Linked DNA regions of Homo sapiens: region 2 is linked to region 1. A link is an interaction called in ENCODE POLR2A ChIA-PET data of the cell type or tissue named here. Cell type or tissue: A673. All regions are shown on one strand. Each heading gives the region's core, and the rest is flanking DNA. Links, peaks and the distances in the headings are about the cores only.

The links. Peaks named below come from ENCODE experiments on the same cell type or tissue, not always from the same donor. Only the 100,000 strongest peaks of a DNase experiment are listed, where the experiment ranks them.
Region 2: POLR2A ChIA-PET joins it to region 1 with 10 read pairs; 3 of 35 experiments call an interaction of 5 or more read pairs at or near these places.

The regions. Positions count from the first base shown.
Region 1 is chr17:66,369,935-66,379,258 of GRCh38, forward strand. The region is part of intron 2 of PRKCA (protein kinase C alpha); the gene reads left to right. Among named protein-coding and RNA genes, the nearest start is that of PRKCA-AS1, 42 kb to the right of the region's middle. In A673, for the core only: no CTCF peak of the experiment used is centred there; a DNase peak (open chromatin) is centred at 4,687.
Region 2 is chr17:66,530,352-66,539,675 of GRCh38, forward strand. All of the region lies in intron 3 of PRKCA (protein kinase C alpha), which reads left to right. Among named protein-coding and RNA genes, the nearest start is that of PRKCA-AS1, 120 kb to the left of the region's middle. RefSeq lists an enhancer at 2,839-3,379. In A673, for the core only: no CTCF peak of the experiment used is centred there; no DNase peak of the experiment used is centred there.

The DNA.
Region 1 (9,324 bases), core at 756-8,755:
GCACTGCAGGTATTTCTAGCTCAGTTGTCTTATCATTAGGGTGAACATATTTATCCTCTAAACCAGGACACTTTTGAAAGTGAAGGGAGGAGAGCCATTAATAATTAAGCTGGGACAACAGTCATAAACCAGGATTGTCTGGGCAGACTCAAACATGTGGTCGCCCTACTTGTTCCCTGTACTTGATGGAAGCCTTCCTGACGGTAAGGACAGTCCTTCCACATCCCCTCAACCTCCACAGTGGCACAGACATAATTATATTGAATGAAGCGATAAATAAAGCTATTTTGATACTTTTTTTTTTTTTTTTTTTTTGAGATGGAGTCTTGCTCTGTCGCCCAGGCTGGAGTGCAGTGGCATGATCTCGGCTTACTGCAACCTCTGCCTCCCGGGTTCAAGCAATTTTCCTGCCTCAGCCTCTGGAGTAGCTGGGACTACGGGTGCACACCACCATAGCTGGCTATTTTGATAAGCTTTAATGACAGGGATGGCGAACAGTGGTTAACAGTTAGTGAGGCATTGCCAGGTGCAGTATGTGAGGTCAGCACTTTGTATAATTATTTAATCTTCACAATAGCGCTATAGATTTGATACTATTTTTTTTCTTTTCTTTTCTTTTTTTTTTTTTTTTTTTTGAGACAGGGTCTCACTCTGTCGCCCAAGATGCGTGTAGTGGTGTGATCATAGGTCACTGCAACCTGGAACTCCCAGGCTCAAGCAATCCTTCCACCTCAGACTCCCAAGTAGCTGGGACTACAGGTGCATGCCACCATGCCCGGCTAACATTTTATGTTTTGTAGAGACGGGGTCTCATTATGTTGCCCAGGCTGGTCTTGAACTCCTGGACTCAAGCGATCCACCACTGCCCATCCTATTTTTCTGTTTTTCAGAGAAGAATATTGATGCCTAGAGAAGTTAAGTTGCTTGAGAGCAGAGAGTAAGCAGCAAAGCTAGGGTTCAAACCCAGAGTGTAATCTCATAGGTGCTGTATTATACAGATAAGCTAGATGCAGGGGCAGGCTGGTTTGTAAGAGGGCATGTTGCCTGTAGCATTTCTCCTTAGTGAATCTCCGAAACAAATCACATCCTGTTTATTTCCAACAAAAGAGAACAAATTTGGGATTATATCTGATTATAGCATGCGAGTAGCAAATAAGATATGATGTATGTATTTTTGCAGTTTTTTCTTTCCAAGTTCCCCCATCTTTGGCCAAAATATCACATTTTAAACCAATGAAGAGTTAAATCTAGAGTTAATCACTTAGCATCAGCAGTGCAGCCAGAATTCTCATCTCCTGATTCTAAAACTGCCTGACCCTACCCTGGAGTCACTGATCAGGTTGAGAGGAGTTCAGAATGAAGAGAGAATTGTTTCAACCACCTGTTCTGCATGAGAGCCTTTCACCATTTTCTGTGTGTTTGTGAAATGACCATTCTGAAGTTCAGATCCACATATAAGACTCATTCAAAATGATCTTCCTCAATGGAAACCGGGGGTGAGATTTGAACCTGAGAGAGACAGTCTGCTCTGGTTGATGAACAGCATAGCTCTGGACCCAGACTGCCTGGGTTTACATCTCAGCTCTGCCACTTCTAACTTTGTGATTCAGGCAAATTATTTAACTCCCAGTTTTTTTATCTGTAACATGGGGATAATAACAGCATAAGAGCACTAGCCACACTGGATGGCTATAAGATTGAAATCAATTACTATGTGTAAAAATCTTAGAATAGGGCCTGGCATAAAGCGACACTGTGACTGTTTTATCTGTAATATATATGTTGCTTTTTAAAGGCCACTAGGTGATACATTAGAGCAGGCAGGGTGCCATCGAATGACCCAACCCTTTGTCATCTGGCAATATTGCCTAAAATCCAGACGGTGGATTTTCACCTTCAAAGTGGTTCTTTGGGCACAAGGCAAGTCTTCCGAAACTCCCTACTTGATGCCTGGCGTATTATAGGCGTCTCATATTTTTTGTTAAATTGAACTGAAAAATTGAAGCGCTTTGTATCTAAACAAATGTAGAAAAGTGAGACGCTGTATCCAGGGTCTGAAGTTGAAAAGATTTAAAATGTGGATGGAAACTTCAGGGATGGGGGTTGCATGGGATGTTTGTAATTACTTATGGATGATATGAAGATAGTACCTGCTGTATTTTACCATGTATATGAGTCTCGTGGGGACTTCATTTAAAAATGTGTCTTCTGCATCTGAGATCCTGACTCAGGAGGTCTAGATGGGACCCAGGAATCTGCACTGACACAGGCGGTCTGTGAACCAGACTTGGAGAAACACTATTTTAGTCCAGCGTCTTGGATGCATGAGCTTATAGTTCCTTGACAATGGCAAAATTAGAAGTCTAACTGAAATCACCTACAAGATGTGCATGTATTACATATACCATTGGAGACACCCACTCGGAGTTTTCTTATTGAGAGAACATTTCAGTTTTGATTTCATAGGTAATTGGGCGGTACTGATGAATCACTAGGTTTTTTTTAAATGTAAGCAGTGATACATCCACAAACACTTTCCTGAGAGGTGATAGTCTCACGCAAAATTTAAGAAACTTTTATTCTTGGCTTAATCTTTGTGACTGTATTTTGTGTTATGTGTATTCTTTATTTTGAGACATCCTGAAATCCTTAAATTTTGCTCATTTTCTTAAAAGCCAAATCCCACATAACTATGTAAGTATATTCTTTTTCAGCAGTTTTCTCTGGGGAGTTTCCTAAATAAATGAATTGAATGGGGGAGCCATGATGAATGGGTCAGTATGCTCATTGCAGTGCCATCTCTTAAAGGGATAAACTGGCAGCAATCTAAAAGGGCAACAGGCCAGGCGCAGTGGCTCGCACCTGTAATCCCAGTACTTTGGGAAGCCGAGGCAGGCAGATCACTTGAGGTCAGGAATTCGAGACCAGCCTGCCCAACACGGTGAAAACCCTGCCTCTACTAAAATACAAAAATTAGCCGGGCTTGGTGGCGGGCACCTATAATCCCAGCTACTTGGGAGGCTGAGTTCCAGCAGAATTGCTGGAACCTGGGAGGTGGAGGTTGCAGTGAGTCAAGATTGCGCCACTGCACTCCAGCCTGGGTGACAGAGTGAGACTCCTTCTCAAAAAAGAGGGGAACAAAGGGAGAGAGATTGATTTATGGCTCACATGCATAATAAATATACCTAACAATTAACTATGAAAATGTAGTGTATTTGCTGTCATGAAAAGATGTTTGATAATCATCTTTTATGTAAGTGAACAAGCATGTTAAAGAACACATTGTAAAAAAATATCATAATACAGCCAGTATTTACTGAGTACTTGCTATGTGGTGGACACTTGGAACGCATTATCTCATTTAATCCTCCCGTAAACCTGTGTGTTTAAAGTACTATTATCTGTATTTTCTGATGAGAGACTTGTGGCCCAGAGAGGGTAAGTGACTTGTCCAAGGTCGTACAGCCTGTAAATGTTCCCCAAAAGCCCATGTACTTTCTTCACTGTCATGCATTACTGCACCTGGGGCAGTAGCTACACACTTTGTTTAAAGGGCCTGTATGAATACCCCAAAATATTCATGATATCGATTCAAGTTGTAGGAGTTTGGTGATTTGATTAATTTTTCTTTCTGCTTCCCTGCATTTTCTTTTTTCTTCCAACAGCCAGTTATTAAGTCAACCAACAAATAATTCTAATGGCTTCCTAAATGTAGAAAGTTGGTTAATTTTGGTATTGCTTTTGCCATTCAGGGATTTACATAGGGACAATCACAGAGATGCTAAACCAGTTAACCTTTGTAGGAAAGCGGCCATTAAAACCCTCCCTCCTGTTTTCACGATCACTTTCATCCTAAAATCGGGTAGATTACCTCTGCGTTTGTAACATCTTCAGTATTCAAGGCTTGGATGTAGGAGAGAAGCCAGTTTAAATGGTCCTCACTTGTTTAGCACCTACTTATCACCCCGGGAGCCCTTAGAGTTAATAAGGAGCCCAGTGCACCGGTGATCAGCTACTTTATTTCCAGAAGTGGGATGTGGGGGCCCTGCTGCTGCAGTGGGGGTTTGAGGGCAGCTGTTCACCTGGGTGCATGTCCTGGATCTCATGTTGGGGGCGGCAGTGCTCCCCTGGAAGGGGATGAGCCAGGGAGGAGTCCGCAAGGGAGGATGGGCCAGGGAGGGAGGGCTCTGAAGCACACCCTTGCTCCCTGGGCAGGGTCTGCATCCAGGGCTCCTTCCTTCCGCCTGGAGCTTTCCCATGAATCCTTCCTCCACCACCTCCTCAACTAGCACCTCCAGCTCGCCCCGCCTGACCCAGCTCCCTCAGCCCATGTGTCCCCGCTTTGCCAGCTCTTCTGTGTGCTAAGTGGCACGGACTGCTGTCTGTGGCTTCAGTCCCCGGTGGGGGAGCGCTGGGGTGTTCCGCCTCCTAAGAGACTGTTGGTTGAGGGCCCGCATATCTGTTTCTGGGTTTGGTGCTATCAAGGTCACACGGGTGTCGCCCCAGACTCCTCTGCTGCTTACAGGGCCTCATGCTGGCGTCACCATGGCATCAGCCCAGCCTAGTGGAGACTTGCTATCTGATTTCCATCATCCTCCATTCCCCTTTGCACCGCAGCCCCCTGAATTAATTAAGCAAGCAAGCAAACAATCAAGTCTTGTTCGACACTGTTAAAGGGAGCAGGCTTCCTGGTCTGTGGGGAGCTGCAGGGGAGGGATGTGATGACTTAATTACAACTGCCACTTGACTGAGTGTCTGCTAAGTGCAGGGTGCTGAGTTGCATTCTTTTTTTTTTTTTTTTTTTTCTTTCTGAGACACGGTCTTGCTCTGTCGTCCAGGCTGGAGCACAGTGGCTTGATCTTGGCTCACTGCAACCTCTGCTTCCTGGGTTCAAGCAGTTCTCATGTGTCAGTCTCCCGAGTAGCTGGGACTACAGGCACTTGCCACCATGCCTGGCCAATTTTTTATTTGTATTTTTAGTAGAGATGGGATTTCACCATGCTGCCCAGGGTGGTCTCAAACTCCTGGCCTCAAGAAATCTGCCCGCCTTGGCCTCTCGAAGTGCTGGGATTACAGGCATGAGACACCGCACCCGGCCTTAGTTGCATTCTTTATTCTGTTGAATCTTTATCCTTTCTGCATGGTATGCAGCCTTGAGGGGGGTAATAGCTTAATGGGAGAATTTATAGTTTTACCTGTATATTCGGTGGAAGATTTCAGGTGAGCAGAAGTTCTGGGAGGATTAAGCGTCGAGGGAGATCTTGAGAATGAACACAGTTGAAAATGAAATCAGTCCAGTTGTAAGTAATAAGTGATCGAGGAAAAGGAAGTTCCTTCACCTGGTTAATGAATATTTATTGCCTGTCACCCGGAAAAACCCTGGTCTCAGAAGACTTAAGGGTACCGGGTTTGTACAACAGGCAGCTTTTGCATTGGACTTGCTGGCTGAAGCCAGATACCTACATGGGCTGTATAGTGATGGATGCTTCATTCTTCCTTGGTCTGCTTGGTTGGAAGTGGAGTCGATGGTGCTTCTAGCTGATCCCCTTACCTCTGAATTTTGTCCCGGTAGCTGGTGACTCCTTGGTGAAGTCAGTTTAAGTCTCTGGGAAAAGCATCCCATGCATATCATATTCCAAATGTTCTGTGTAAGCCCCAGGTTTCTTTCACAGGCCTTGTGTTATTAGAGTTCTGGGGGCAGTTCTTGAGGGCATGTGTCTTTTCTGCCAATATTTAAAATAGTTGTTGGCTTTAGGCTTGTTTTACACTTCAGGTCATCTACAAAGGAAATGTTAATTTGGGGGAAAAGAGATGCAATGAAGAGATAAATATATAAAGATACAGAGGCTCATAAACACTCTGGTTCACAGCTCCTGGCCAGCCCTGTCCATAGGAGCCATATGGACCCGGCATGTGGCTTAATCCTCGTAAGCCTGGGTCCCTCAGACAACTGTGAAGGGGGATATTGCTACCTGCTTGCTAACATGCTGAGCTGTGAAGATAACTGAGGTCATGGATAATGAAGTGCTGGGCACTTGCAAAACATGATTTACAATCTCAGCAAAGACTTCATTGTTTATTCAGTATATATTTATTGACTTCCTTCTGTGTGCTGGGTACAGAGCCACATACCAGCTCTCCTTGGAGTGTAGTCCCTGGGCAGGAAGCTTCAGCCTGATGGAAACACTGTTTCCTAGGTTTCCTGGGCCCTGCTGAAGCCGGCTGCATCAGAATCTTCAGGAATCAGTGTTTAACCACCCTCCCCTGACTGATACCTAGTCATGTTTGAGAAGGCCCCCTGGCACAGTAGGAGAGGTTCAGAGACAAGCTAACTGCTATGGGCGAGGCTGGCACAGGCAGTGGAAGGTGGTAGTAAAAGAACAGGTGGTCTGGCCTGGCGCGGTGGCTCACGCCTGTAATCCCAGCACTTTGGGAGACCAAGGCGGGTGGATCACCTGAGGTCAGGAGTTCAAGACCGGGCTGGCCAACATGGTAAAACCCCATCTCTTCTAAAACTACAAAAATTATCTGGGCATGGTGGTGGGCGCCTGTAAGTCCAGCTACTTGGGAGGCTGAGGCAGGAGAATCGCTTGAACCTGGGAGGCAGAGACTGCACAGAGGCTGCAGTGAGCCGAGATCATGCCACTGCACTTCAGCCTGGGTGACAGAGCGAGACTCTGTCTCAAAAAAAAAAAAATTGAATAGGTCGTCTGCTGGGTGAGGACCCCTCCACCCCAGCTCTCATCCCCTGGCCCGAGGGTTGGAGCACTAGACTTCATGTACCAGTTCAGGATATGCATATCTGGGGAGCCGTCCTGGGCATCGGCATCTGGGAGAGGGGGTGAGGATGGGTGGGGGTCCCCATGTAAGTCCTTTCTTCAGGTTGTGGCTTCTGCATAGCTCCTTGTTGTGTGGACCTGTGAGTACACACCCTGGAAAGGCAAGTCAAGGCCTCCTCTCTGCTGGTTTCAAGTGGTGGAGAAGCCCTGCATGACTGAGGCAGAGAAGATGCTGGAAACTGTGGCACCAAACCACCTCAGAGCTTGAGTTCAGTCCCCTGCAAAATCCCAAAGCCTCCGGATTTATTTATTTATTTATTTATTTATTTGAGATGGAGTTTCACTCTTGTCGCCCAGGCTGGAATGCAATGGCATGATCTCAGCTCACTGCAACCTCTGCCTTCCAGGTTCAAGCGATTTTCCTGCCTCAGCCTCCCAAGTAGCTGGAATTACAGGTGTGTGCCACCACGCCCAGCTAATTTTGTATTTTTAGTAGAGATGGGGTTTTGCCATGTTGGCCAGGCTGGGCTCGAACTCTTGACCTCAGGTGATCCTCCTGCCTCAGCCTTCCAAAGTGCTGGGATTACAGGCATGAGTCGCTGTGTCAGGCCCCAAAGCCTCAGGATTTTAGAGCGTTGTCAATCCCCTTACTCTCTTGGCCACCTCAGAAAACCAAGAAACAGGAATTTACTTGTCCCAGGTCTATCTGGGGCTGAGCTAATGCAGAGCCTAGGTACACAGCTGCTTTTATATATATAGATATACGTGTATATATATACATGTATACATGTATATACGTATATATGTATATATATAATGCCTATATTATGTATATATAATGCCTATATTACATATATAATATCTATATTACATATATGTCTATATTTTATATATATAATGTCTATATTATATATATGTCTATATTATATATATAATGTCTATATTATATATATAAAATGTCTATTATATATATATAAAGTCTATGTTTTATATATATATATATATATATTTTTTTTTTTTTTTTTTTTTGAGGCAGGACCTCACTCTGTCTCCCAGGCTGCAGGTTGCTAATTAATTTTTTTCTTTTAATAGAGACAGATTCTCACTACATTGCCCAGGCTGGTCTTGAACTCCTGGCCTCAAGTGATCCTCCCCCTTCAACCTCCCAAAGTACTGGGATTAGGCATGAGCCCCTATCCCTGGCCTGCTGCTTATTATTGTCATTACTGTTCATCATGGTTTACTGTGAATGGATAAAAGGGAAAGTTAAGAACCATTGATGGGCACATTATATTGTACCCCACATGTTAATATAAAGGTTCTTCTAGGCTGGGTGTGGTGGCTTACGCCTGTAATCCCAGCACTTTGGGAGGCCCAAGTGGGTGGATCACCTGAGGTGAGGAGTTCGAGACCAGCCTGGGCAACATGGCAAAACCCTGTCTCTACTAAAAATACAAAAATTAGCTGGCTGTGGTGGCGTGTGCCTGTAGTCTCAGCTACTCAGGAGGCTGAGGCAGGAGAATCGCTTGAACCTGGAAGGCAGTGAGCTGAGATTGGGCCACTACACTCCAGCCTGGGCGACAGAGCGAGACTCTGTATCAAAAAAATGTTCTTCTGATTTTTTTCCCTCTATCACATATGCCATTTAAAATATAAGGGATATATGGAGGTATGATTCATGTATCATAAAATTCACCATTTTGGTGGTTTTTTAGTATTCACGGAATTGAATGACTATTAATACCATCTACTTTGGAACATTTTTGTCACTCCAGAAAGAAACCCCAGACCCCTTAGCAATCACTGTCTATTCTCCCTCTCTGTAGCCCCTGGCAACCATGAATCTACTTTCTGTCTCTTTGAATTTGCCTAGTTTGTACACTTCATATAAATGTAATTGAGCAGGCTGGGCGTAAAGTCTCACGCCTGTAATCCTAGCACTTTGGGAGACCAAGGCGGGCAAATCATTGAGGCCAGGAGTTCAAGACTGTCCTGTCCAACATGGTGTGAAACCCGGTCTCTACTAAAAATACAAAAATTAGCCTGGCGTGGTGGCACATGGCTGTAATCCCAGCTACTTGGGAGGGTGAGGCAGGAGAAATGCTTGAACTCAGGAGGCAGAGGTTGCAGTGAGCCAAGATCACACCACTACACTCCAACCTAAGCGACAGAGCGAGACTCCATCTCAAAAAAAAAAAAAAAGTAATGATATAATATGTGGCTTTTACTGTCTGGCTTCTTTCACTTAGCATTACATTTTTAAGGTTCATTTATACTGCAGAATGAATCAGTACTTCACCCCTTTTTATGGCTTAATAGTAATTGATTTTATTTATCAGTTGGTAGACAGTTGAGTTGTTTATACTTTGACTATTATGAACAGTGCTGCTGTGAACATTCAGTTGTGCATGAGTTTTTTTGTGGACGTGTGTGTTCATTCCTCTCGGGTATATACCTAGGACTGAAATTGCTGGATCATATGTTAATTCTGTGGTTAACATTTTAAGGAATTGCCAAGCTGTTTTCCAAAGAAGCGGCCCCATTT
Region 2 (9,324 bases), core at 934-8,933, 160 kb after region 1:
CCTGACCTGTCAGTGTACTCTCAGTTTTTAAGGTTCTCCCAAAACAGGGAAACTGAAAAATACTTGGGCAGAAAGAAAATATCATCAAATAACACCTATTTCTTTTCAGCTATAGAGATGGCTGGATATCAAAAGCACCACGGGAGCTTTGCAATTTGCTGCCTCTTTTCAGCCCTCAGCTTGACTCTCAGTTTTCAAGAGGGAGAAAATGAATGTTTCCCAGCATTCTCTGTCCTTTGCTCCAAAGAAGAGAGCAGGTGTTGGCTTCCAAACCTTCCGTATTTTCTTATTGCTGTTAGGGGGATCAACTGCATGTTTCCTGAGGGAAAAGGGTGGCTCACTGACCTACTTGAAGGCATTCTCTCAGTGGAAGCTGGGCAAGAGAATCCAGGGATTTCTTTTGCAGGTTTCTGCGCAGTGCCCCTGCCATCAAGCTGCCTAAAATGTGAATATTGCTTCCCTGCGTTTCAGAGGTGGTAATATTGGGGCAAGTGGTGGAGGATCTAAAAAAAAAATCATCTTTGTGCTCCCTACCTTGCCCCTGGTATGGATTAAACAGCCACCACCCTCCTTCTCTTATACCCTGGGGGCCTCCTGACAATACTTCCAATTGCTCCATTGATTACTTAGATTTTTTGGGACACAAGGGCCCACGTTGTGTCTTCCTGACAACACTTTTAGTTGCTCTATTGATTACTTAGATTTTTGTTGGCAATTAGGAGCTTTTCAGTAACATTCTTTGCTCCATCGGTAGTCTCTGCTGGCTCTTGTTCACTCAGGAAACACCTGAGCACAGGGCTTCAGGAAAGCCTTCTATTAAATGGGCAGAGGCCCCAGCAGGACTCCTGCATGTTCATCTGCACAGCCAGAGACAGCTGGAGGGCAGGAGGAGCCGCGTTCACATAGGGTTCTGCAGCCTTGGAGCCGCCGTTTCTTCCAAGTACTCTTCAGATCAGTGGTTCTTAGCCCTGCCTGAACTGCAGAGTCCTCCGAGGAGCTTTCAAATGAAGCATGGCAGCCTGGGCAGGTTGCAGGTCCATTAAATCCACATCTCCGGGGTGGGAGCCGGTGGCATCCTTGCTTTGCCAGAACTCCCCCATTGACCCTAATGTGAAACCTGGGCTGAGAGGCCCTGCCTAAAGCTCGATTATTTTCACCTGTGGATGTAGGCGATCGCTTCCTTTTGTGGCTGTTGTCAGGAGGCAGAAAATCCCCTGGGTTGTTGGCTCCCTGGAGTCTTATTTTTACAGAGTGCCCTGTTTCAGGTGCAGCAACCTGACTGATGTTTTTACAAATCACCTTTTGGTGGCCTCCTGTCACTGCTGTCTCCCTTCAAGGGTTAAATAAGCCTCTCTCACCCATTCCTTTTCACACCTGTGTCGTGTATTATTGGCAGGCCTCAGTCCTCAGGGTGTCAAATGGAACTGATGGATGCCAGACATTGTGGATATCTGCAAGTCCTGGTTGGTGACCAGGGACTTGAAGAGTAGACTTTCTTCTCAAACTTATCTTTGTGCTGTTTTCCTTCCCCAGACCTCATAGTCTGGAGCCCATGTTTCCAGGGGTGGAATTTGATTTTCCCAGAGAGGAGCTGTGTTCGGCTTCTAGGCTGAGGAGCTAAGCTGCCGAGCCTCTGCCAGCCCTCTGTGGATTCGCTCCTGCATTATTCAGCGCCTTTGCTGACAGAGCACCATGTTCCACTGCTGAGCAGATCAGGGTGAATTTCCAAGAGGGAACATTGCAGATGGTTTTGCCTTTAGGGATGGATTTTCTTACTCCCAAGTGACTCACTTCTGGTAAAATTAAAAAAAAAAAAAAGAACAACCTTGAGTCCCTTGAGTCTGTCCCCACCATCTTTGCTCAGAGGGAATTAAGGAGCCAATTCAGAGCTTTAAAAAAGTCACGTGATGATTCATTATCTTTTTGCTGGTTGTTTCCTGCCCCCTCCCCCCCCACCCCCACCCACTGACTTGTAGTTTTTCATAAGCATTTATTCATCCTTGAATTTTATTTTATTTTTTTATTTTTTTTTGAGACAGAGTCTTGCTCTGTCACCCAGGGTGGAGTGCAGTGGTGCGATCTTGGCTCACTGCAGCTTCCGCCTCCCGGGTTTGAGCAATTCTTGTGCTTCCACCTCCTGAGGAGCTGGGATTACAAGCATGCACCACCATGCCCGACTAATTTTTGTATTTTTAGTAGATACAGAGTTCATAGCCAGGCTGGTCTTGAACTCCTGACCTCAGGTGATCCGCCCACCTCGGCCTCCCAGAATGCTAGGATTACAGGTGTGAGCCACTGCGCCCGGCCCATCCTTGAAGTTTAACTGCAACCCCATCTCCTTCCCTCTTTGCATGGGGTAAAACCCTACTGCAAGGACTCACTAGAATTCCTTCCACTCACATCCCCTCTGATGATCTGGCCTTGCTGTCAATTGCTGTGACCATGGACAAGTTGCCTTGCTGCCTCTCCTGAACATGGGAGGTACACAAGGCCTTTCTTCAGGGGTTTATTCCCAGCAGCTGATCTGCTGCTGTCGGTGGAATTAGTTTGCACACACAGCATCCCGGGGAGTGGAACAGTGCTTTCTTAGCACAAAACAGACACGTTTGCTTCCCTTCTTTCAGTGAAGGGGAACCCACGGCTGGAAAATACTGGAAGGCAATTGTAACCTTAGGCAGCCAACAACACTTCAGTCCTTTGGAAGTGGATTTTAAGGAAGAGGAGACTTCAAACGGTAGAGCTCTTTGTGATGTACCTCTTAGAGAATACCTTTTTGATTCCTACACTTATTCTCCTCTCACCAAGTGATACTTAAAGGGATGCCCTAAAACAGCAGTAAAGTCATAGGCCCCTTTTTATAAATTTCATGAATTCACTACTTTTTTCCCATCACGTCTTCTCTTAACCAATGTATCTGCATTTGGTTTGCGTAAAAGAAGAAATGTTTCCTCTGCTCCTGGGCTCACCATTAATTCTGATGAGATAGGCCTTTCTCCTCTAAAGGCAACAGGGCATTGGCCAAATCCCCTGTTTTACTGCATCCCTTTTTGGAGCTCAGTATTGGCCTGTCCTGACCCCCCTGGTTTGCCTCAGAATAATTATTAAGGGCATGTGTCTTGAAACAAGTCGCACCCAAGGCTGCTAGCCTGTGTATTGACTGCTTGATTTATAACGAATGCTGAATTTGGCTAGGCAAATGAGAAACGTGGTAGGGTCAGCCTTCTGCCTCCTCCTGGTTTACAGACTCATCTTGCCCATTCATTTTTCCCATCTAAGGCTTTAATTTGATACCCAGTGGGTTGGTCTTAAGCAACCAGGCAAGATCCAGAGGAGACTGTCCAGGCTGCCGCCCCCACTGGCCAGGCAGACCCCGTTCCTTTTGCGAGTTTCCTGCAAGGCTGTTGTTGACTCGGGGGAGCGGCTTTTAGTTGCTCAGGCTTCTTTCTGCTGCTGCAGAGGAATGTGTTCCCCTGTAGAGGCTGTTGGAAAGGGCAGTGCAGACAAGCCGGCTTCTCAGGCATTTAAACAAGTTGTCTGGAGGTTGTCAGACTCTGCAGCGCATCAGCCCCTCCTTTTGTTCGTTCGTAATGCCACAGTGTTTATGGAGCCCTGCCTTTTGGAGGAGTGGGAAGTGGAGCTTCCAACTGTTAGCCTATGTGTTTCTGTCATTTAGAGGCAATAAGAAGAACATGACCTTTTCTGGAACTGCTGCCCCCCGCACCCCCCCCAAAAAAATTAGAAAATGGTTAGTTTTGATTACATTCACCTTGACCACTTTCTTCCCAAGTGAAGCTGACCACGATTCTTTGTTGGAGCCAAGTTTTTGTATTTGCATATTCCCCTCGGGTAGGAACTGGGTCAGTTATTATTGTTCTAACTAGCAGGCGGAATTGGGGTCTCTGAGGCATGAGGGAGATTCCATTGTCTTCTGTGTATTCTGCTGGTATTTCATATCTGATGAAGGTCGATTCTTATCCCTAATTGACTTCCTCTTGGGTTTTGTAGTCTGAGTATTTGAAATCACATGTTGATTGGGCTGGGTGTGGTAGCACAAGCTTGTAATCCCAGCACTTTGGGAGGCCGAGGTGGGCGGATCACGAGGTCAAGAGATCAAGACCATCCTGGCTAACATGGTGAAACCCCATCTCTACTAAAAATACAAAAAATTAGCCGGGCGTGGTGGCGGGCGCCTGTAGTCCCAGCTACTCGGGAGGCTGAGGCAGGAGAATGGCGTGAACCCGGGAGGCGGAGCTTGCAGTGAGCCGAGATCACGCCACTGCACTCCAGCCTGGGTGACAGAGCAAGACTCTGTCTCAAAAAAGAAAAGAAAAAGAAATCACAAGTTGATCTTTCTGAATGTTGGGGCCCAATGTATTTGAGTAATAAACTTGTAACATGAGGGAAATGGACAAGTGAACCTTCTTAAGGACTCATGGTAATTTGACTCTCTCCTGTATGATTCTTTACTGACAGTGACATGAAGGGGAATTGCCTGGGGTAGACTTAGGCTGTCTAGTGTCATATGCTGCTTTTATTAATCCGGAGATTTCTGATTGGAATATATTTCCATTTCAATGGGATTAGAGTATAAAGAATGCTTTGTTACAATTATTTACTTACACCGCCACCACCGTAAGTAATAATAGTAGTTAGCATTTACCCTGTGTGTGTTACCTATAAGGTGCTGTTCTCAGCACTTCATGTGAATTATTCCTCAAATTATCCCCAAACTCTCTGAGACTGCGCTGTTACCATTTTGCTTTGTAGCTAAAGAAACAGCTTAGAGAGGTTGAGTAACTCCTCCAAGGCATACTCAGCAGTAGGCAGGACTTGAACCTGCGTTGTGATTTGTGAATTCCCACTTTTAACCACCCTTCACTGCCCATCTACACTGCCTCTTGCACATCTCATATTTTGCCAGATGGGAAAACTCACCAAGGATGAAGCTTCCTTAAGATCTTTTTGAGTATAAATAGGCCATCTGTTGATCTGTGTGTCCATCAGGTTAGGGGCTCTTACCTCAAGCCAACATATGGCAGAAAAGATATGTATTGATGTCTTGTGGGATAGTTAATAAAACACAAATGTGCAGTGCAGCTTCTTTAACCTGCTCCATCTTGGACCCAAATTCCCCCACCCCTGCTGCCAAACAGGCCTCTAACTGATGGGGTGGGTGTCCCCATCAGCTCTGTGCTGGCCCAGCTTCCTTGGGGTTGGCCCTCACCAGAGTAAGGGCACAAAACACAGCTCTCGAGGGGTTCTGCAGACGACCAGAGCCTGAGACCTTTTCTTGGCAGCTGGTGTCAGTTCCCTGTTGGATCTGTCCTTCCCTTCTGAATCCTAGTGGGATCTCCTCACTACCTGGTCACTATCTCTGTTCTCACAACAAGATTTAAACAATTATAGGATATCAGTGCACTGTGAGACCACAAACTCTTCTAGTCCATTCCCCTCCTTCTAATGAGGGGCCCCCACAGCTGTGGGGTTGTATCATCTAAGCCAGACCTCCAGTTTCCTTTTCACTAAAATACCTACCTTTGAAATAAAAGTGAAAACTTACATCAAAACAGCATCATGCCTGGAACATACTGAATGGACAGCATTTCCTTTCTTTCCCCTCCTTATTCTCCTGATTATTAATTATTTGCCTGACTTTGGATAGCTATTGGCTTCTGTCCTCTGATATTAATGTACTCATAATTTCTGTTTCTTACCTGGTTTTGGACTAATTGCTCTATTTTTATTTTTATTTTTTGGCACATGCTCTGCCTCTCCAATTCTGACATTTCTTGCAGTCCTCTCAGCATATTTCTGATCACAGTCCCAAATGACATTGAGAAGCCCTGATAGGAAAATGCTGTGTAAGAAATATGAGTTATTTGTCTGTGTGACTAGAACTTTCCTGGTGTAAGTTCAGAACTTTCCAGAACTTCCCTGAACTTTACTCTGTCCGGTTCAGACCATCTGAATGCAGATGTCTGACTTGGGGATAGATCCTCCACTGATCAATCATTCAGAGAAAAGCCACAGAAAACACACAAGATTAGAAAAATAAAACCCACATGGAAAGGCTTTAGTGAGGTTACAGCATAGATTATGCAGTCTGGGAAAAGAAGGATAATGCAGATTAAAATATCTGAAATATTAGAATAGCATAAATGTAGTTAACTTCGGAGCCGGAAGACCAGGGTTGAATCTTGGCTTCTTCCCTTACTGGCCATGTAACCTTGGGCTTCTTGCTTAACCCCTCTGAGCTGCAGAAGGGGGGATGCTGCTGTTGATGTCATCATCACCAATGGCAGCAGTAGAAGCTATCAATGATGGTGGTTATCACTTTTATTACCATTGTTTTTAGTAAGGAGAGCTAACGAGACAGGCTCCAACTGCTCTTCTCCCGTGGGAATTGCAGTTTTCTGCAGTGGATCCTGTGACAGATTCCTGTGGATTCCTGGGACAGACTTAGCCACCTGTCCTTTCTTCTATCCTCCTGTACTCATCAGATTGAGCACCATGTGGGTCCAGTCCCTGAGATGAGTGCTTGATAGATAGAGGTGAACGATGGGGGCTTGGTCTTACAGAGCTGACCTGTAAAATCCTCTCCACCATATCCAGTGCATACAGCTGGGCATTCTTTGTGTAGATCACCCCAGTTATTAGAACCTCTATTTCAGTAATTCACTCTCTGGGCTCTAGTTCTTCCTTGTGAATTTTACTCTCAGGGAAGCCCCGACTGTGCTCCTGAAGCTGTTTTTATTTGTAGTAATTTAGCATGCGTCCAGGAATTGAGGACTCTTGCCTACCCAAAATCAGAGGTGGGGAGGAAAACCACGGTATTTCAGTCCTTTTGTTCTTTTTGAGGTCTGTAATTCACCAAAGCCAGGTCCACCAAAGTAAATTATTACCATAATTTATGGTGAGAATTATTTGGGGCCACAGATGTCAAGTGGAAGCTTGCAGGTAAGTATGATTGAGAAAGTACAAAATTTTGAAATGAACTCTAACCTTATGAGTCTGTTGCTCTAAGGATCTAAGGATATTAGGAGGTAGTGTTAAGAATCACAACTGCATTGTTAAACGCCAAGTGTTCTTTGTGATTTGATTGAAACTGTAGTTGGGATTCTTCAGGTTCCATATGTGGGGCAACATTTAAATATTAACATTCTTGGGAAGATTTTGTATAGACAGCTTTCTCTGTCATCCGAATGCCGTGTGGTCTTCAGAGCATGTCATAAGAAAAGTCATGAGACACAAATCTGATGGAACTTTCTTTAGCATATGTTTAAGACTTGTCATCTTCCCATCTCATCTTTGCAGTAGAAAAATACCAACGTTTCCCTGAACAAAATAGAAGTATTTTCCACTTCCCCATTTCTGAAGCTCCTAGACGTTTTATATTTCTTTTGAGTAAGAGATTGCTTTGTATCCAGGAGCCTTTGCATGGTGCCTTTTCTTTTACTGGTTTGTTTATTTGGGAGATGGAGTCTTGCTCTGTCACCCAGGCTGGAGTGCATTGGCATGATCTCGGCTCACTGCAATCTCCACCTCCTGGGTTTAAGGGGTTCTCGTGCCTCAGCTTCCCGAGTGGCTGGGATTACAGGTTCACGCCACCATGCCCAGCTAATTTTTTGTATTTTTAGTAGAGACAGGGTTTTACCATGTTGCCTAAGCTGGTCTCCTGAGCTCAGGCAATCTGCCCGCCTCTGCCTCCCAAACTGCTAGAATTACAGGCGTGAGCCACCACCACGCCTGACTCCTTTTCTTTTTCTTGATGTTACTGAAGACTTTATTTTGGAAGTAGTGAGGGCCCAGAGCTGATCCCTTCTGGAGATGTGTCACAGGGTAAAGAATGTGGCTTTGAAACTCCAACTCTGTCACTTAAAGCTGTGCCTCTTTCAGAGTTACTTAACCACTCTGAACCTTAGTTTCCTCTTCTGCAAAATGGGAGACTAGCAACCTGCCACCCAACTGACTGCTCTGGGCTATTTATGAGACAGTCTCTGCTCTCGGGAGACATCCCTCTTTGGCTTATTCATCCTCACTCATCTGCGTTGGAGAGATGCACTTGGTGCCTCTCCTGCAGAAGGGGTGTTAGGAGGCTGTTGCGTTTGTCACCAGGGAGGTGATGTTTTCCCCATTGGGAACCCTAGGCCAGCAAACTTCGAGAAGTGTCTGTGGCAGCTTGAATGCTGCTATTTAAGAGTTGATAAAGAGGCAGCTTGGAGAAAACCTCAAGCTTATTTGGTTGAGTGGGGTGGCTGTGTGAGAATTAAGTAATGAGTAGACCTGAAGCATCTGGTGGGATCTCCAGCAGTTAGTAAATGGCAGCTGTTTTTATTCTCATCCCTTGTGGGCAGTACTGTCCAGTTCCAGTGATGGGCATTAGTGGCATTTGGGATTTGAGGATAACCTTCATAGGTTGGAATGAGTACCGTAGCAAAACAGAATTCTGCTCTTAGCCAGAAAGCATTCCAGTTAGCAAACTACCTGACAGTGTAATGTGCCCAGAGGACCCAGGAGGGCCATCCCAGGGAGAACAGCATCGCCATTTCTGCTGACCACATGCTGTCTCCTGAGCCCCGGTATCTGAGGCCCTCATCGAAGGCATAGGCATATTAACAGTTATGCTGCCAGACTTTTATCAGCAGTCTGTACTTCTCCTTTTATCTTCGGAACTGTGATGAAAAGAACAGTCCACTCCCTTCTGATCTCAACACTTACCAAAGCTCATCTGTTCACAGGCAAATGTACTAAAACATTTTTTATTGGAGACTGAGTTTCATGTGTAGACATCATTGTATTTCTGTGTGGTGTCCTCAGATTTTCACTCTTGTTTTTTCCCCAGCTGCCTTTTTTAAAAACTCCTTTGCACTCTTAAACGTCAGGCTGAGTGTATGTGTGTAAATAAACGCTTTGGGTGGAGGATATTGTTCTGCTGTGACAAGCCATCAAGCAGCACAGCAAGAAACAATACTTTTCTAATTTGTGAGTTATTCTTACGTTTCCCTTTTGCAAGGCTAGTTATTTCATTAAATTCATTTAATTTAAGCTTTGAAATCTTTTTTTTTTTTTTGAGATGGAGTCTTGCTCTGTCCTCCAGGCTGGATTGCAGTGGCGTGATCTCGGCTCACTGCAAGCTCCGCCTCTCAGGTTCACGCCATTCTCCTGCCTCAGCCTCCTGAGTAGCTGGGACTACAGGCGCCCGCCACCACATCCAGCTAATTTTTTTTTATTTTTAGTAGAGATGGGGTTTCACTGTGTTAGCCAGGATAGTCTCGATCACCTGATTTGTGATCTGCCCGCCTTGGCCTCCCAAAGTTCTGGGAT